Regions from separate parts of the Mus musculus genome. Here regions 1, 3 and 4 are each linked to region 2. The links are chromatin loops, found by intact Hi-C in ENCODE. Cell type or tissue: left cerebral cortex. All regions are shown on one strand.

Evidence for each region. Hi-C counts contacts between places; a loop is a spot of excess contacts. Peaks named below come from ENCODE experiments on the same cell type or tissue, not always from the same donor. Only the 100,000 strongest peaks of a DNase experiment are listed, where the experiment ranks them.
Region 1: a loop joins it to region 2, with 4 times the contacts of the local background. A loop is called at or near these places in 5 of 42 quality-filtered maps.
Region 3: a loop joins it to region 2, with 4 times the contacts of the local background. A loop is called at or near these places in 8 of 42 quality-filtered maps.
Region 4: it touches region 2 in a loop (1.8-fold over the local background); 2 of 42 quality-filtered maps call a loop at or near these places.

The regions. Positions count from the first base shown.
Region 1 is chr4:116,825,037-116,830,036 of GRCm38, reverse strand. All of the region lies in intron 1 of Gm12996 (a long non-coding RNA gene), which reads right to left. Among named protein-coding and RNA genes, the nearest start is that of Gm12996, 3.0 kb to the right of the region's middle. In left cerebral cortex, a CTCF peak has its summit at 2,075 (motif pointing left); a DNase peak (open chromatin) is centred at 2,061; H3K4me3 peaks cover 559 bases; H3K27ac peaks cover 538 bases.
Region 2 is chr4:116,874,747-116,879,746 of GRCm38, reverse strand. Zswim5 (zinc finger SWIM-type containing 5) reads right to left here and starts at 2,345. Exons shown (of 14, transcript NM_001029912.2): 1 at 1,684-2,345. The coding sequence starts at 2,287. In left cerebral cortex, CTCF peaks have their summits at 2,345 and 3,054; DNase peaks (open chromatin) are centred at 1,697, 2,064, 2,428, 2,909 and 1 more place; H3K4me3 peaks cover 2,821 bases; H3K27ac peaks cover 1,164 bases.
Region 3 is chr4:116,988,649-116,993,648 of GRCm38, reverse strand. It overlaps Zswim5 (zinc finger SWIM-type containing 5), which reads right to left. Exons shown (of 14, transcript NM_001029912.2): 14 at 4,544-5,000. It overlaps Urod (uroporphyrinogen decarboxylase), which reads left to right. Exons shown (of 10, transcript NM_009478.4): 2 at 1-64; 3 at 182-261; 4 at 339-401; 5 at 626-823; 6 at 924-1,085; 7 at 1,891-2,028; 8 at 2,156-2,256; 9 at 2,351-2,417; 10 at 3,201-3,684. The coding sequence ends at 3,362. Among named protein-coding and RNA genes, the nearest start is that of Urod, 3.3 kb to the left of the region's middle. In left cerebral cortex, a CTCF peak has its summit at 2,089 (motif pointing right); a DNase peak (open chromatin) is centred at 2,089; H3K4me3 peaks cover 215 bases.
Region 4 is chr4:116,941,188-116,946,187 of GRCm38, reverse strand. The region is part of intron 1 of Zswim5 (zinc finger SWIM-type containing 5); the gene reads right to left. It also overlaps the pseudogene Gm12998. Among named protein-coding and RNA genes, the nearest start is that of Gm22092, 21 kb to the right of the region's middle. In left cerebral cortex, no CTCF peak of the experiment used is centred here; a DNase peak (open chromatin) is centred at 1,909.

The sequences.
Region 1 (5,000 bases), 50 kb after region 2:
ATAGGAACAAAAAGGATAAATGTTGCATCCAAATACACTAATAATTAACACTTAGCACCATGGATATAAAAAGCACTTAAGGCTAAATTACAATGAGCATAATAGCTATTCATTATTCAGCCCTGCTCCATATGGCATCCTGGCTTAGTAGATGGTGCTTGGGAACTAACTGGAGCCTAACTGCCCAGGTCTAAAACCCCATCCCACCGTTTGACAGCTCTGAGACTGTGGCGGGCAAGTTACTAAAGCTCTCCAGCCCCAGCCTTTGCATCTGCAGAGCTCAGACAATGAAAGCACATAACACACAGGGCCAAGTGAGCTCGCACTGTTTACAACGACACTTAAGCCTGGTTGGCCAAGCAATAACTGCTCAGTAAATGTTTATGGCATTAAATACATAGCTCGGCCAATTTTAGGCCTCAAAACAAACTTGTGACGTATACATATTATCTCTATCAGTTGAGGAAGTTAATATTTAGGGGTTAAATGACTTTCTCAAGATCATTGTCTTAAGGTTTCTATTGTTGTGATAAAACAGCAAGACTAAAAGCATCCTGGGAGAAAGGGGTTTATTTGAGTCACACTTCCATGTTGTAATCTATCATCAGAGGAAGTCAGGGCAATGCTAAACATACACCCTTAGTCCCAGTACAGAGGAAGATGGATCTCTGTGAGTTCAAGGCCAGCCTGGTCTATAAAGTAAGTTTCAGGATAGCCAAGGCTACAAAGAGACACCCTGTCTTGACTGACTGACTGATTGATTGATTGATTAATTAATTAAAACTGTTTGAGGGGTGTTTGAATTTTGTTTTATAACATGAAAAGATACGAAATTTGGCTTATTATATGTCCCAGGGAGTGGATATGTGGCTGTCAGACTATTGTGTGGCCACTGTCCATTCAAGTCAGAACTCAGTCTATACACAACCAGTTCTTGTTTAATACGGAATTTGTAGCCAAAGCTCAACTTAAGAGAAACCATTGAGGGCTGGTGAGATGGCTCAGTGGGTAAGAGCACCCGACTGCTCTTCCAAAGGTCCAGAGTTCAAATTCCAGCAACCACATGGTGGCTCATAACCATCTGTAACGAGATCTGACTCCCTCTTCTGGAGTGTCTGAAGACAGCTACAGTACTTACATATAATCAATAAATAAATCTTTTAAAAAAAAAAAAAAGAGAGAAACCATTGAGATGGTTCAATCCCCAGAACCCATGGAGGAAGGAGAGAACTGACTCCCCAAGGCTGCCTCCAACCTATATACACACACACACACACACACACACACACTGTATACACACTAACAACAATAATAATAAATAAAATACAACTTTTGAATGAATAGATAAATTGTACAATGCCCGGGAAGAAGAGGAGTTTTGCCTTGCCTTTGTTGTAGCCATTTAAGGAACTCAAACGCTGGGTGAGGTGTTGTATTAATGTAAACCAGGACATAAACATAATCTTCTCTATTTATCTGGGATTGCCCCAGTTTGTTTTGAGACACAGTTTTGCTATGTAGTCCTGGCTAGCCATAATTCATTAGTAGATCAGACTGGCCTCAAACTCACAGAGATCGGTAGATCTCTGCGTCCCTAGTGCTGAGTTTAAAGGCATGGATCTTTGCTTGGCTTTGTGGCCCATGCCTGTAACCCAAGCAACTTGGGAAGCTAGGATAACATTGTTCCGGGAACTTGTGAGTTTCCAGTCAGTCTCCTGAATTCCAGGCTATCCTGTAAGAGAGTACTCATTGTGAGACTGAGATTCTGTCTCCTTGAGGGGAAAAAAAAAACAAGTGAAGAACACCACTGGCGAATCACCATCCAGGTTCCTTCTTGGGTTTAGCACTCAGTTTTCTTTGAAGTGTCTAAAATTCAGCCCTGAAGAATCTGGGGTGGTAAGTCACCACCCTATCAAAGCAGCCTTTCCAGGGAGGAGGGAGATTTCAAATCTCGGGGAAGAATCTGGGTTGTACATCACCCCTCCCAGCTTGCTGGGAGGGTAGACCAGACCAGCACCTCTCCTGGAAGCAAGGGCAAGAGCTGGTTAAAATGAGGCCAATGGTGACACCTAGAGGTCATATGAAAAACTGCAACTTTCGAACGACCTATTTGGCCCTTAAGGGCTTTATTTAGTTGGTTCATTCATAAATATTCACTGACCTCTCAACACATGCCAACTCTTATGCTAGACACTAAGCAAAAGTCCGAAGGATCTGAGAAGACATTTCAGTCAACTGGGATTTACGCCGATGTCTACTGATCAAGAAAATGTTTACCAGGTCAGTCCAAGGGAAAACATTCAGGCAGCAAAGACAAGAGCTTGGGTGGTAGCATAAAATCTCACAGGATTGCCAGGCATGGTGGCGCACGCCTTTAACCCCAGCACTCGGGAGGCAGAGGCAGGCAGATTTCTGAGTTCGAGGCCAGCCTGGTCTACAAAGTGAGTTCCAGGACAGCCAGGGCTATACAGAGAAACCCTGTCTCGAATCCCCCCCCCCAAAAACAAAAAACAAAATAAACAAACAAAAAAACCCTCACAGGATCTAATTATATTATGGGGGATGAGAATATTAATAACAAACTAACAAACACCAAGCAGGAGCAGGCCAGTGAGACAGATCAGCAGGTAGGGGGCCTGCGGCCAAGCCTGAATATCTGAGTTTGATTCCCCAGGATCCACATGATGAAAGGAGAGAGCCAGTTCCCCAGGATCGTCCTCTGCCCCCCACACATGCAACACGACAAGAGCAGACCTAAAGTCTATACACACTCCATGCACAAAGTAAATACATTTAATTTGAAGGTTGGGGAGCAGAGGGAAATAAATCAATTTAAAAAAAAAGGGGGGCAAGTTCATCAGGGCCTAATTTGCCACAGGAAATAGTTCTGTCCTGAGCCCGAGCCTAAGCACAGTTGGACTTTACTGAAGAATTTCAAGCAGGGCAGGAAACTAGACCTCGCCTCTCAGTTCTTACTCAAGTGCATGAAGGCAGTTACAAATTACTCTATTGCCTCGGTTATGGGAAATAGTGGAGACAGAAGAGGAAAGCTCTGAGGAGTCAGAGGCATTACAGAGACAGAACCGGGACACACCTCGAGGTGAGGACTGTGGTGTTAGGAGGGGATCTGGCATGTGCAGGTCTCTGGCTCAGGCAGCTGCCAAGAGGATAAGAGTACAGTGTTGGGTATGGTGGACTTTGAGAGACCCATCCAAGCCAGAAGAGCAGCTAAATAATGTCAGCAAGAGAGACATCTGGAGGAGGACAGTGAAGAGCTAGGATAGTTAAGAACAGGCAAAGGGCTCAGCACTTGGGTGGTAGAGGCAGGAGGACCCGGAGTTCATAGTCTTCTTCCTCAGTTATACAGTGAGCTCAAGACTAACCAAGGCTACATGAGACCCTGCCTCTATAAGAGATGACACACAAAAGCTGGCAGAGGAGATGCAACAGGGCCAGTGGGGGAGTGGGCACGGCACCATGGAACTGGGGAAAACAAGGAGAAGAGAATGGTCAACTATATCAAACCTTTCCACGGTTGTAAGGGCTAAAGACTGAGTACCGAGCAACATAAAATTCATTGATGATGTCAGAGCCTTATAGGTCGGCGTGGCCGGAAAAGTCACATTACAGACAATTAGAGTAAAAGTACTCTATTAAAAGTACTAACCTGCCTGTGTAGATAGATACTGTTTATTTGTTTGTTTGTTTGTTTATTATTTGTGTGGTACTGATAGAACCTGGGTCCTCATACATGCCAGCCAAGTGAACAATATCCTGGTTTGTTTTATTTATTTATTTATTTATTTATTTATTTATTTATCGAGACAGGGTTTCTCTGTATAGCCCTGACTGTCCTGGAACTCACTCTGTAGACCAGGCTGAACTCGAACTCAGAAATCCGCCTGCCTCTGCCTCCCAAGTGCTGGGGTTAAAGGCGTGTGCCACCACGCCCGGCCCAAGAGTCCTTCCATTGAGCAGTATCCTCGGTCTCTCTAAGTTGCCCAACTGTCCTTACATTTGCTCTGAAGGCCTGAAGAGAATTCCTGGAAGTTGTCCTCCACGTGTCTGTGACACACACGTGCTGGCACACACACACATGTAGAGCTGTATGTATTTTGTGCCCCCCACCTGTGGTCCTAGTGTTGGAAGGCTGACTAGGAAGGCTGCCAGGAAGTTGAGGCCAGCCTGGGCTACAGAATTAGACCCTGTTTCAAAGAAACAATAAAACCAGGATATTGTTCAAGGGTGGTCACCACAACCGCAAGTGAAACTGTACTCCTAAGATCCCAACTCCTCATTTCCCCTCCTCAGTTCTGGAGGCCACCATTCATCTGTGTCTATGATCCTAACAACTCCAGAATAGACTTCATGTAAGTGGAATTGTACAGTATTTGACATTGTGTTTTGGTTTTGCTGTTCGGGGTGTTAACCCGGCTGGGACTTCTAGTATGCTAGGGAAGCAGGCCCTTTACATTGAAGCTATATCCACAGCCCATCTTTCTTTCCCTCCCTCCTGCTGGTTCCTTTCACTTAGGGGCCCTTTCTACAACTAAATGAAATCGGGGATGCCTCTCCCCTGGCTTGAATATTCTTACTCCCACCTTACTGTGCACTTTAAAAGTTAAATTGGGCTAGGCAGGGGTGGCCACGCCGCCTTTAATCCAAGCATTCAGGAGACAGGCAGAAGGGTCTCTGATTTCAAGGTCAGCCTGGTCTACAGAACAACCCAGGTTACACAAAGACACCTTGTCTCCAGAAACAAAACAGCAAAAAATCAGTTAAGTTGGGGCTGGGGATGTAGCTCCGTTTGTGGCATGCTTGCCTAGCACGCATTGGGTCTTAGGTTCCAAGTTCCATCCTCAGCATTTCATAAACCAAGCGCGGTGCACACATATAATCCCAGCACTCTGGAGGCAGACATAGTGATCTCAGTTACAAAACGCATTAGAGACCAGTCTGGGCTACATGAGGCTCTGTACGTTTTGTTGTTTTAATTCCTT
Region 2 (5,000 bases):
ACAGCTCTATGGTAGCAGGCTTGCCTAGCATGCCAGAGGCCCTAGGTTCAATTCCCAGCACTGGGAGGGTGGGGGTGGGGAAATAAAACTCATCTCCCTTATATGTTCCCTTAAAATTTGAAATTCTTTCAAACCCATTTCTATCCCTAAGACAACCACTTGAACTAACTTTTACCAATTTATAATGTTTTAAATAAGAATCTTTAAAAGTTAACTGTCCTAAGCTCTCAGAAAGATTAAAGCTTATAGATTAATAAAATGAAACACATTAATTTTCATGTTTTCAACACTTCAATATTAAAGCTGTCTACCCTAATTGCCTATTTATCCAACTCATTCTTTCTAAAATATACACAAATACACAAAGCACTAGCATCTTTCAAATAAGCAGAATGAATATTCATTTCATATTTATTTAAAAATTATAATATGCTTTTTAAAAATACGACAGAATCTATTCATTCTTAATAACTAGGAGAGACTGTTCTATGTAAGAAACTGTGATGTACTAGTTTTCAAAGGAAAATAATTCCAAATATGTTGGTTTTACCTGAAGAGAAGACAGCTGGATGTTTGGATTTATATATATGCATGTGTCCCTGAGCCTGTGAAATGTCCTTCATTCAACTTTAGAGAAATCACTATTTCCCTTAGTAAATATAAGCATATAGTGTACAATAATGTGCATAGAGATGTGCACTTCCAGAATGCTATAATAATTCAAATAGGACCCCCCATAAATGTTTTAATATTATGCATAGCAAATCAATGTTAAACAATGTCGTTTCTTTCTTCCTCCGTAATCATTTCACAAATCAGGTACACTTTAAATACTTAATAAGATTAACAAACTAACTAGACGCTCAAGAGAACGAGTAGATTTTTTAAAATCAGTTTCCATTTTTGTACAAACAAAAAGATAAAACAAAAGCGAATACGAGGACGCGTTAAATGAAAGCATTTGAAACATCCAACGTGACTGGCTTTTGATTTACCCCAGTCTGACAAGGAAGGCAGACCCCGCCCCCACTCCAGATTGTGTAGCTTTTTTCCCCCTTTCCCATGGATGGGGGTGTAGAAAAGAGAAGCTGTCACATTTCCATCTTCCGTTATTGTTAATCTGCAGCCTAGATTCCCAGGCATCACTGGTCGGGGGGAGGGATATTAAAACAGACAATTTAAATTGTCTAAAATGCACAGTATTCTGTTGCTTTTTCCGATGTGAAAGTTAATTACACTCAGATTCAATCTGCTATAACTACAGATTGACTGTGACAGCCTGTCCCTCAAACATTCCCTCTAAAACCTATTGCTCCCTTTCCCTCCTTTCCCTCTAAACTTAAATCAGTAAAACGCGTTTCGAAAAGGGCACATCACACGGTTATTCCTTTAGTATGAGAGTATAGGGGGGAGAGAGAGAGAGAGAGAGAGAGAGAGAGAGAGAGAGAGAGAGAGAGAGAGAGACCTACTCGCTCTTCAAACAAAAAGAAAAAGAAATAGGGCAGCCGGTAGGGGAAAGAGCAGTAGTGGACCTGAAGGAAACCTTGGGAAAAGTTTTTTATGCCACTTTTTTGTCCTTGGCGGGGATGCCGGAGTTGGGCAGAAAGCCTGGGTTTTGACCCAGGGCTTGGGAAGGCACCTGCAGAAGAGGCAGGGGGCCGAGAGGGGCCGGGCAGCACCTACCGACTTGAAGCACGTTCTCCACGGAGCCGCTGTCCAGCAGACGGATGCCCCGGCGGAACGGCAGCCCCTCGCCGCCGCCGCAGCCGCCGCTCGCCGTTCCAGTCCCAGCGCCCAGCCCGGGGGACGAGCCCGCCCCGGCGGCCCCGGGGGCGGAGCCGGCCGGAGCGGCGGCCCCGGGGGGTGGCGGCGGCCCCTCCTCGACCGGCGAAGCCCCCGCCGCGCCGGCAGCCGCGCCGGCTCCCGGGCCGCCCCGGTACTGGAAGCTGGAGTACATGCAGATCTCCCGCTCATTCCGCGGGAAGGACCAGTAGACGATGCGGCGCTGCACCGGCTCCGGGATCCGCTCGAAGCGCTCCTCCACCCGCTCGTACGCCCACTTTTCCGCCACCGTCTTGGCGGCGCAGTCCAGCAAGGACTCCGGCTGCAGGTGGGGGCGGGCCCCGGGGGCCAGGCAGCCGCCGCCGCCGCCCCCCGCCCCTCCGCCGGCTGCCCCGGGAGTCCCGCGGGGGTGGTGAGCTTGCGGGCTGGGCCAAGAGCACAGCCTCTTGGCCGGAGAGATCGGCGGCGGCGAAAGCAGCTCCTCTCGCTCACCTCCTTCCGCCATTGCTGGGGACTGACTGACTGACTGATTGAGGCGGAGGCGGCTGCTCGGGCTGCGGCGGAGACCCCAGCCACGGCCACGCGCCCCGCGCAAGCGCCCAGCGGCGGCGCTGTGGGGAGGGGGCGGGGCGAACGAACCCACGAGCCCGCCGGCCCGAGTGGGAAGCCGGGGCGCCGGTCCCGTGCTCGCGCCGCTCGGGCCGGCGCTGGTTGGCCTGAGGACCAGCGCGAGGCGACGCGCGCCGTCCGGGGCCGCCGCGGGCGCGAGGAGACGCGGGGGCGAGCACAGACTGCGGGCGCGCTCCGGGCGCAGCCAGCCCGGAACACAATCCGAGCGCTCGTGCGGGGCCGCGGGCCGCCAAGGACGAGGAGCGCCCGGCACCAGGTGCCTCCGGCGCACCTGCGGGCGGGCGAGGATGGCCGCGTGGCCAAATGAAAAGACCCGGCCGCCAGCTGTCGCCATGAAGTAACAGGCTTGAGGGGCATGAGGAGAGGAAACAACTCCAGTGAGGCTCCTGCAGCAGACAGAACGGACAAGCGACTGTCGCAACCCAAGGGGCACCAACCAAGCAGAAAGATGCTAAGAAGGAAGCCACCGGGTGGGAGTAGAGGGTAGAATCAAAAAGTTCGCGGGATGAAAACTCTCCCCGTGTCACAATATAGGACAGCATCGGCGTCCCCGCCGGCTCAGAAACTGGCTAAGTCCATCAGCCAGTCCGAACAATGGGGCGCCAGGACCTCACTGCTGAGGCAGCAGCACCCTCGTGGGGTTCTTTGAGGGGTTTAGCACCTTGCATCCTACAGGGGGCGGGGGGGGGGGGAGGAACCAACACTTTTGTGTAGTTTCTGATAGAATTCTCTGATCCCTTACCTCGGGTTTAAATTAGGATTTTCATGTTTTTCTTGTCCGTCTTCTATTCATTCCCCTGAATTTACCTAAAATTTAATGCGTCTTTTGTTATTTGATGTCTAACTGCCTAACTCCATAACAATGAAGGTCATGTCCATTTTCTTCACTGTGGTGTCCCCTCACCCAGGTACATTAGTGGGTACTCACGAGTGACAACTTCAACAGTAACTTCTTCATAAACACGGAGTTGTGACATAATCACTACAACTTTTAAAAAGTTCCAGGAACTGTATTAGAAAACATCCTATAGCTGAGTTCAGCTAGAGAGAGTAGTACAAAGAACGAATAAGAGAAGGTAGACTGCAGCCAAATTAGTTTGGTTTTGCAGTAATCTCTGAAGAAAAGAGCTCCGGCTATAACCTAGATGTGAATCGCTCTTAATGGTCGTGTGGTGCTAATCACGACTCATGATTTGTAAAAGGAAGCTGACAACAATATCTGTGCATATAGCATGTAAGAATTAAATATGTGGTCAATTGCTTCTTTCATAAACATTTTCAAAAATAATATTTCAGAAATAATATGATATTATTTCTGCAAGTATAATTGAATTATTATGAAGTATCAGTCTCTGCTTAAATGAATCTTAAATGAATCACCTACCACAGTCATGGGCTTTCATAATGCCCATTCTTTTCAGAATTGTGTGTGTGTGTGCGTGCACACGCACAAGTACGCCTGTGTGTGTCTTCTTTAATGTCAGTCTCCTTGACTCCACTAATAGATTTGTAAAGACAGAAATCATTTCTAAGTAAGGGATGATTATCACCTGCCATAATTCTTAAAAAATGAAAGTTGCTTGAAGAATATTGAATTTTTAAAATAGAAAGGAAAATGATGATAGACAATAGGGAAGAAAAGAACATTTGATTTTGAATCAGCCAGTGTGTTACTTTGATTTAATCAGTTGTTGACAAGCATGATTAAAAGACCATGAGACAGGAACAAAAACTGTTACTTAAACATAGTAACAGTAAAGTTTGAATTAAGCAAAAAATTTTGAGGACACTACAAAGTAAAAGAATAGCATATCTGAGCCTGTGTTCCTGGTGGTGAGGACCCGGGTGACCAACAGCTTGTTGAGCAACATGCCTAAGGTTTTGTTTTTTGGTTTTTGTTTTGTTTTGTTTTTGTGACTACTGTGGTACGTGTCTTTTTTTTTTTTTCCTTCAATTTTTTATTAGATATTTTCTTCATTTGCATTTCAAATGCTATCCTGAAAGTCCCCTATACCCTCCCCCTGCCCCTGTCCTGCTCCCCTACCCACCCACTCCCACTTCTTGGCCCTGGCTTTCCCTTGTACTGGGGTATATAAAGTTTGCAAGACCAAGGGGCCTCTCTTCCCAATGATGGCCTACATATGCAGCTAGAGACACAAGCTCTGGGGGTACTGGTTAGTTCATATTGTTGTTCCACCTATAGGGTTGCAGACCCCTTCAGCTCCTTGGGTGCTTTCTCTAGCTCCTCCATTGGGGGCCCTGTATTCCATCTTATAGATGACTGTGAGCATCCATGTGGTAGTGTTTTACCCGAGATTCTCTGACTGTGAGGAAGACACACTGCAGTGGTCAGAGACACAAAGAGAATGTGAAAGACTTACCAGAAACGGATGGAAGAACAGGCCCAGAGCCTGAATGACAAAACAACAGCTGCATTTCAACAAGGAAAGATCCCTCCTGCTCTGTTTTCTGCTCCTCTGCCTGCAGGGGCCATGATCCCACCTCCCCCCAGTCTCCGGGGTCCTCCCTGGCCTGGCATGAAGCCTGCACCCCACATGGGAGGCCCTCCCATGATGCCAATGATGGGT
Region 3 (5,000 bases), 110 kb before region 2:
TGGGGAGAGGAAACAGACTATACTCCCGTTTGGTGCATGAGACAGGCAGGCCGCTACTTACCAGGTCAGGGGCAAAGCTGTGGTCTAGATAAAACCTGAAATTCTAGATGGTGAAGATAGGAGAAGATAGTAACTTTGGAAGACCTTGTGGCTGAGTCCTGTCCTCCATCTCCCCTTGTAGAGTTTAGGGAAACCAGGGCTGCCCAGGACTTCTTCAGCACCTGCCGATCTCCCGAGGCTTGCTGTGAACTGACTCTACAGGTGAGGGCCCCACGAACCAGGGTGGGGTTCATGCCCCCAGTGTGTCTCCTTACTAACCTACTTGCTATTCCCTGCAGCCACTACGAAGGTTTCCTCTGGATGCTGCCATAATTTTCTCTGACATCCTTGTTGTACCCCAGGTACTCAATCCTGATCCTGGATTGTGGACTTTAAAAAAAGAGGGGAGAGGGAGGAAGGCACTCATTGGAAATCCTCTGTCTTGTCAGGTTTAAATACATAACGGGGAAGCGGCAAACGCTAGGGATGGAGTTTGCAGGAGGTTTTAGTCTTTTCTTTGTTGCATACGTTGAACAGAAACCTCTGAGTTCCAGGCTGTGTACCCATATATTTTATCCCCCTTAAGGCATTGGGCATGGAGGTGACCATGGTACCTGGCAAAGGACCCAGCTTTCCAGAGCCATTAAGAGAAGAGCGGGACTTAGAGCGTCTACGGGATCCAGCAGCAGCGGCTTCAGAGTTAGGCTATGTGTTCCAAGCCATCACCCTTACTCGACAACGGCTGGCCGGACGTGTGCCACTAATTGGCTTTGCTGGTGCTCCGGTAATGCGGCCAGGGGTGTGGATGGGAGCATGGAGAGGTCAGGCTCCTAGGTCTGGAATAGACAAGGGATCCTGTGTCTGCCGTCCTCATCTTTTTGTAGTGGACCCTAATGACATACATGGTTGAAGGCGGCAGTTCAAGCACCATGGCTCAGGCCAAACGATGGCTCTACCAAAGGCCACAGGCCAGTCACAAGCTGCTTGGCATACTCACTGATGTTCTGGTCCCATACCTAATAGGACAAGTGGCTGCTGGTGCTCAGGTGAGTCTTTAGGGACAAATAGGTAAATGGTTTCCCAAACTGGAGAAAGCAGGGATGTTACTTTTCCTCCAATGATCTGGTTAGAGTATCTAAGTGGTTTTCAACCTTCCTAATACTGTGACCCTTTAATACAGTTCCTCATGGTGTGGTGACCCCCAACTATAAAATGATTTTGTTGCTAATTCATAGCTGTACTTTTCCTACTGTTGTAAATTGTAATGTAAATATCTGGTATACAGGAGATCTGATATGCGACCCCTGAGAGAGGGTCATTCCACCCAGAAGGGGTTGTGACCCACAGGTTGAGAACCATGTAGATTCTTAGCCCTTCCTGAGACTGTCAGCAGGGCTTTAAGGTCTGAGGGTCTGGAGAAGGTAAAACTTTATTGTTATTATTATTTTTGATTCACCTGTTTCTGCCTCCCCAGTGCTCGGGTTAAAATCATGTGCACCACTGCCTGCCCCTCTCTCTTTCTTTCTCTCTCTTTTCTTTTTTCTCTTTTCTCTTTTCTTTTCTTTTTTCTTTTCTTTCTGTGTATCCTTGGTTGTCCTGAAACTCAATCTGTAGACTAGGCTGGCCTCAAACTCACAAACTCACAGGTCCCCCTACCTCTGCTTCCCAAGTGCTGGGATTAAAGGTGTGCACAACCGCTGCTGGTTTCTATTTTTTCTTTTAAGGCAAAACTTGTTGTGCCTCAGGGAATGTGTCAGGGTTTAAAGTCACCTGAGGAGAATTAAGATATCATGTGTCTATGGAGCCTGAGGTACTTCCTCTTTGTGTGTTTTTCTTGTCACCTGTTTATAGGCATTGCAGCTCTTTGAGTCCCACGCAGGACATCTTGGCACCGAGCTCTTCAGCAAGTTTGCACTGCCCTACATTCGTGATGTGGCCAAGCGAGTGAAGGCTGGGTTGCAGAAGGCAGGCCTGGCACCAGTGCCCATGGTGAGGACTGGGACAGGTGGAGTGAAGGTTGCAGCACTCAGCCTGCATAAACTGAAATCACCACTGGAGGGCAGCAAAAGTGCACCCGAGAAAGGCTTAGCATCAGCGATCTGCTCTTTCTCTCCAGATCATCTTTGCTAAGGATGGACATTTTGCCCTGGAAGAGCTGGCCCAGGCTGGCTATGAGGTAGTTGGACTTGACTGGACAGTGGCTCCAAAGAAAGCCCGGTGAGTGACAGAGGAGTGGGCAGGAGAGGCTGAGGTGGAGGAGGTAAAATCCCCAAATAATGCAGCGAGACTGTGGCAATGGCTCTGCTTCCAGGGAACGTGTCGGGAAGGCAGTGACCCTGCAGGGGAACCTGGATCCCTGTGCCTTGTATGCATCTGAGGTAATAATTGGGTCCAACATAAGTGTACAAAGTTTTCTCTGTGTACTGTGCAATAGTTGGGAATCACATGTGTATGGTTTATTGTACCTGTCTCTCCTTTCCTCAGTTCTGTACACACAATGTAAACTCTAAGAAAGCAGGACATTTTTACAATTTAAATTTTATTTTTGTGGCTGTCCATTTGTCTGTCCCACCCACGGACACTCCTTGAAGCTAAGGACCCAACCCAGAACCTTGTGCTTGCTTGCTGGGCAGGCTTTCTACCACTGAGTTAAGTTCCTAACCCTGCCTCCCTGTTTTGAGACAGAGTCTCATGTAGCCCAGGTTAGCCTCAACCTCACTGTATTGCTGAGGTTGGCCAGGAACTTGAGGTTCCTGCCTCTCTCCCCTAAAGTGCTAGGATTATGGATATACCCCATCACACCCAGCTCTCATTTGTATTTTTTGGAAATATTTATTTTTTATTATTGTGTGTTGGGTCTGTATCTATGGTGCATATGAGGAGGTCTAGGACAACTTTGTGGAGTCAGTTTTCTTCTTCTACCTTTGTACGGGTCCTAGTGATTGAACGGAGGTCATCAGAGGTTGCATAGCAAGCACCTGACCTGCTGAGTCACCTCACAGGCTCCCCACTTCTATTTTCTTAATGTTTGGGACATATGAGGAGTCTGATACGTTGTTAATGACAGTCACACTGTGTAGAAGCACTCCTGTGCATGTGTGTGGAGGGAGGATGCAGCTTTGCTGGCCTCTCCTGTAGACAGTACCCTCTTGGTTCTCTAGGAAGAGATCGGTCGGCTGGTGCAGCAAATGCTGGATGACTTTGGGCCTCAACGCTACATTGCCAACCTAGGGCATGGGCTTTACCCTGACATGGACCCAGAACGTGTAGGAGCCTTTGTGGATGCTGTACACAAACATTCACGCCTGCTTCGACAGAATTGAGTACATGCCTTTCTGCTCAAGTGCCACCAACAGAGATTGTTTCCAGGAGAATAAAACTTCCAGAGTTGGAGTCTAGCATGTTCTTTTGTAAAGGCTTATGTCCTGATCCTCAGTTCTTTCTGAAGCCCCCTCCTTTCCTGCCCAGCCCCCCCCCGTTTCTCTCTCTCTCTCTCTCTCTCTCTCTCTCTCTCTCTCTCTCTCTCACACACACACACACACACACACACACACACACACACACACACACACACACACACGACCTCAAACTCACAAAGATCCACCTACCTGCCTCTCAAGTGCTGGAATTAAAGGCGGTACCAGCAGCCCGGCTCCTTTGTTCCTTTTGTTATGCTTCCTCTGCATAGTCTCCCCCAGTCTGGGGCTCAGGTATCAGGGAAGACGTGAGCACACACTACAGCATTAACACCAGGCTCACACTACCGATATGCTAACAGCCATGCGAGCTCAGGAGTGACATGATAATAGGTACAGCTTTCCAGGTAGTTGGAGCTATGGCATTTATAGACAAGGGTCAGGGTCCCTGTAACACAGGGCTGTGTGTCTCTGAAGGAAGGAGAAGCAGCTCAAAAGGGGGCACAGAAGATGCTAAAACACTTCAGAGTTCAGGAGGGAAAGAGGAGCTAAAGGAAACAGGAACTAAGGAGACTTCAGTTTTGATGCCGTCGTATGGGAGGGCAGAAACATACAGAGCTTAGTTGCTTAAGATCGTAGCCTTAGGCAAAAAGGTCTCTGAAGCCAAAGGGTCCTCTGGCCTTTAAGTTCACTGTGCACCATCTTCTGAGAATACCCACTGGTGTTCTCAGACTCTTGTGCCCTGATCACCGTGTGGTATTAGGAGAGTACTGTTTCCTAGGTCAGAGTCTCGGGGTGCCTTAGAGCTATGGGCATGGGTGTGATGTGAGGAATCTTCCAACTGGTCATTACATCTCTGTTTAGGCCCAACCAGCTCCCTGTCCCATCAAAGGAGAGAAGGGCCTCATTTACTGAGAGAACACAATTTCTGCTTTTAGAAAAATCATTTCTGTGAGCCATGATTTATTCATAGAAAAGCACTGAGTTCACATACTTGCTAAAAAAGGGCAATCATGATACAGAAATGGGAGTGGCTTCTCCTTTTTTTGCCAACCCATTGGGCTGAGACAGTGTAGGGGCCCTTGGCTGGACAGTAACACATTTATTAGTAGCCACGAACAGCGAATACAACTTACTGGTCAGCTTGGAATAAAAAAGATGACAAGTAGGTTTCAAAGAGAAAAATAAAGTCAGTCAGACAGAAAGGTCCTCAGTTCATTCTCTAACTACACCACCCCTTCCCTATCAAACCCCACCCAACTCAGGAACTAAGACAAAACAGTAAACACCGAAGACACCTGTATCCAACTGAGTCTTCTGAATGCCCTTGCTACCTCCTATAATTCCAGGCTAAGCATAGGGGTCATGAAGTAGTACAAACGTGATACACTGTGGAGGTCAGCATGGGCTAAGATGGGGCTTATCCGCTAGAACTAGAAACTAGGAAGGGCAAGGCTAAAGGAATACCAGCCTCAGCCTCCGAGTGAGCTACCAATGAGATTATGATGAGAGTAGGCAGAGGAAGTTTGAGGTAGAGAGTTGGAG
Region 4 (5,000 bases), 66 kb before region 2:
ATACAGCATACAGAGGCAACCTTTCTTGAAATACAGTGGATGGAACACTTTATTTAAGCAACTATGAGAAGAGCTAAGGCTACTGTGTCTGTGTATTGCCTGTAGATAAGAAGGGGTCTGACCTAGAAAATTAAAGAAATATGTTCTGTAACACTTTTATATGAAAGAAACTGGCCAGTGGTTTAAATGAAGAAAGCTTTAGAAGCCAGAGTGAATCTTACTAAAACCGAGGACTTGCCTCACTTCCAGGTTCTGCTGCACCCTTTGTCTTGCTATGCAAGTGCAGATGCCTACAATACACAAAGCCTGCAAGGCTGTGGAATGGAACTTGGTTCTGAAAGAAGCCCCATTTCTTTGGCATCAGCAGATATTTATATGACTTTGCAGCTAGCAGCCAAAAAGAAGGCCCCCCCCCTCAAAGACTTTGATACCTCATTGGACAAACTGCCCACTCTTAAATATATATAAAAGCTTTGCCTATTATACACAGCCCTGGGTGAACATCAGCAACGAAAAAAGGAGATGGAGAACATCCCAAGGCTAAGAGCTATTCCTTAGTATTCTGTGTGCGTGAACATATATGTGTGTGTGTGATATATCTAGTGGCTTGAAATTCCTATTGAGTTTGTTTTTTCTGTAGTGATTTAGAGGCTGCAATTTATGAGATATCTGACATTATATAATTCTCAAATAAAACATTTTTAAAACAGAATTTATATAGAATAATATCAATATAACAAGAGTCTTTCCTATAATTTATATTCAAATTTTAAATGGACTGCTGTTAGCTTCAACTGGTTTCTATAACATTTAACTAATATTTTTGAGACAGAATCTTTCTTCAGACTAGCTTTGAGTTCAGACCAATCCTCCTGCCTCAATCTTTTGCTTGTTAGGACTTCAGGCATGTACCACAACATCCGACTGTTTTTAAAACCACACACAGAACACGAGGGCTGGCAGGATGGCTCAGTCAGTGAAAGTCTTTGCTGCACAAGCTTCACTATCTGCGTCCATTCCTCAGATCCCACACTGGAAGGAGAGAACCAACTAACTCCTGAGGCAGTCTTCTGCCCTTCACAGGGTGCACTTCCACATTCTCTCTCTCACTCAATAATTTATTTATAGTATTACTGCTGTTGTTTGAGACAGGGTCTCGCTATATAGCTCTAGCTGTCTTATAACTCACTATATAGACCAAGTTAGCCTCAAATTCACAAACCATCTACCTCTTCCTCCCACCTGCTGGGATTAAAGGTGTACACCACCACCATACTTTGCTCAATAATTAAAAAAAAAAAAAAAACACATGGAGGAACGGTAGCACACACCTTTAATCATTTAGGGGGCAGAGGCAGATCTCTGTGAGTTTGAGGCCAGCCTGATCTCCACAGCAAGTTCCAGGATAGCCAGGGCTACACAGAAGCCCTATCTCACAATAAAAAAAAAAACCCAAAACCAAATAAAAACACAAGCTATTTTATTAGCTAACATTTAGTGCTTACTACATGCTAGACAGTATATTCTAAGTGTTTCCCATATGTTAACTAGTTAGGTCCTCAGAACAATGAAATGTCTGCTCTTTTTCCTTGCAGTAAGAAACTGAAGCTCGGGGAATAAAGGAACTCATTCAACATCGTACTTGAGCTAGAGCACAGGCAGGCAGTCTGGCTCCACAACCTGTACTGTTAACCACAGTGTAGTGAGAATGACACCATTGCATCTAAAGCATGTATCCAAAACTTTATAAAAGTAATTAGCAAGCATAATTCTACAAAGACGGGCTTCTGCATTAATGACAGACAAGTCAGTAAACTCTGACATCTGCCTGGTTTCCTGGGCAACTATTTGATGCAGCACTCTCACTGGAGGAATAAAGATGGGCTCGTGAACTACAAGACAGTCTCACCACCGCACATGAATCATCTGTGTGGAGTTCTAAAAGAGCACTTCTCAGCACAGCCCTCTGACACCATTCAAAGGCCTTTGTGTTTCTAAGTGTAAGAAAAGCTCCAGCAAAGCCAGGCAATTAAAACCACTTTGCTCACTGCTCTTTTGATTCCCCAAGGCCTCTAGGCAGGTGCTAATACACGAAAACGAGTGTCATTTCAGCCAACAGCAAGAAAAAGGACTGCTGTGATTTACTAATAGATTAATTTTTCCTTTAAAATTTTTCACATTGTATTTAATTTACTTACATTTAGTGTGTGTGTGTGTGTCTGTGTGTGTGTGTCTGTGTCTGTGTGTGTGGATGCGCAATCGCCACAGCATGTGTGTAGAGATCTTCTACTACATGGGTCCCAGGGAACGGAACTCAGGTCATCAGGCCTGGCAGGCACCATCTTGCTGGCCCTAGAACACATTTCCTTTTCATTTCTTTTTTTCTACACCAACCCCAACCCGCAAGATAGGGTTTCTCTGTGTAGTCTCGGCTGTACTGAAACTCACTTTGCAGACCAGCTTGGCCTCGAACTCACAGAGATCTGCCTCACTCTGCCTCTGTTTCCCCAGTGCTAGGATTAAAGGAGTGTATCAGCACACCTGGTTTAAGAATATGTTTTTCTTAAAGTCACTTTAAATACAACATATGTATAACTACACATGCAAACATACATACATAAACACACACACACACACACACACACACACACACACACACACACACACACGGCTCTATAAACTAAGTATTCCTTTGTATTAGACTGGCTTTATTTAAATAAATTTGGTTTTGATGAAAGTGTAGAATTAATTAGAATTTCTCATCTAATTCTTGCTTACTGGAAAGTCCAGCTGTATACAGCAGAAAATAAGGCAAGTTACTTTCTTTTTAGATCTGTTACCTAAAACAAAAACAAACAAAAGTAGCCATGAGAACTGTTAAAACTCCAACAATAACATTTATAAAATAACTAATTTCCTTCTTGGAAAACTTAACTCTCGATCTTACTAGCTAATGCTAACAAGTGCAGTGGGACAGTTCCAGAGACTAACAGTAAAATACACACATCAGGGATCAGGGGCTGAGTTACAACTCCAATAGCCCTCAAGTCCTTTTTGCCTCAGTTTCTTAATTATGCAAATGAACATAATGCTTAATCAGATTCATGTGAAAGTGCTTTCTAAAGAACACATTTACCCAAAATACCACTCAATAACAATCCCAACTAGCCAGGGCCAGGGCCTATATAAATTCCCAAGAAGCAGATGGCGCCCACACATTGGATCAGGGTGTGGAAGATAAAGTGAGGAGCAGTATTGTTATTCAGGAATACAAATGATGCTGCCCCATTACTCTGAACGCTACTTGGTTTGTTTGTATTAGAGAGGTCACCCTAAGCTTCTCAGAGCAGCTGAGTAAGCTGAAGGGTCCTTCTTGCTGCCATCTGCTCCCTTCCCAGACTCCTCTGGCAAATCAAGGGGTTCCCTTATATTAACCTCTAAAGAACAGCTATGGCCCTTTCTCTTCATCAGCCTCAGAAGGCAGCAGTCTCTATTCTCTGTATTAGCAACCAGAGCTAAAGACCAAAGCCTCCCAAATGCAGGCACTCACCTCTAGATATAGCTTTCCACCACCCAGTTCTCTAGAATTATGTTGTTTTGGCTTGCAATTCTATAAGGGAATTAAGTGTATGGTTTTAAAGTTTCAGGATTTTAAATAAATAAATATATCATATATATAATAATTTTAGAAGTATTTCATGTTAAAAAGAAAAATAACATATTTATCTGGAAAATTCATTTAAATATCTAACATACAGAAAACACAATTACTTTAAAGCAGTAATTTCACCAGGCATGACAGCATATACCTGTAATCCCAGCACTTGGGACATGCAGACAGGTGTATAAGGAGTTCAAAGTTATTGTCACCGTAAGCTACATAGAACATTTGAAGCTAGTCTGGGCTTTATGAGAGTTTCTCTCAAAACAAATAAACAGCACAAAGACCTCACTTTATGGTGCAAGATGAAGTTATATTGGTGGATAACCAATCAATTTGGAACTATAGATCAGAAATCTCTTTGGTTCAGAGATTTGAAAGAAACTATTACATACCTCAAACAGCTCTCTGTAAAAACAGTGTGCACGGGGGCTGCACCAGGCTAGCCCTAGCATGTATATCATAGCTTCCAGCTTAGTGTTTTATGGGATTCCTGAGTCTGTGAATGAGTAAGTTTTTTATTTTTGTGCCATCTCTTGGACTCTTTTTCCTTCTGTCTGTCTTATCGGACTTCAATATGATAGCTTTTATTTTATATTATTACATTTTGTTGTATTTTATTATTGTTTCTTAAAAGCCTGCTCTTTTCTAATAAGAGACAGAAAAGGATTGGTTCCAGGTGAGGTGGGCAGAACTAGGAGTAGAGGAAGGGGAAACCATAATCAGGAAAGATCATGTGAGAAAAGGAATCTATTGTCCTTTTTTGCTGGTTTTTCCAACAGGGTTTCCTGGCTGTCCTAGAATTCCCTCTATAGATCAGGCTGCTAGGCTGGCCTAGAACTCACAGAGATCCTCCTGCCTCTGTCAAGTGGCATGTGCCTCTGTGCCAGGCTAGGAATCTATTTTCATTAAAAGAGGGGGAAAAACCAGTGTTCACATATACAAAGTATACATGTTGCTAAAACAGGTGTTATATGGGTTCTCTCTGTGTGTGTGTACATGTATGAGATATGGACACACATACACATACCCCTCCCCACACACACACCAGCCTGGCCTCAAACTCCCTATGTAACTGAGGAAGATCTTGAACTTGTTAATGTATGTAAGACATACAGACAGGCAGACAGAAGCACAGACACACTCACATGCTCATGCACACACGCTCCCCAGGCTAGCCTCAAACTTCCTAGGCAGTTGAGGAAATTCTTGAATTTCTGATCTTCCTACCTCTATCTCCCAGGTGCTGGGATTACATGTGTGTACCACTATATCCTGTTTATTCGTTGTTGGGGATAGAATCCAGTGGTTTGTGTATGCACTTTACCAACTGAACTAC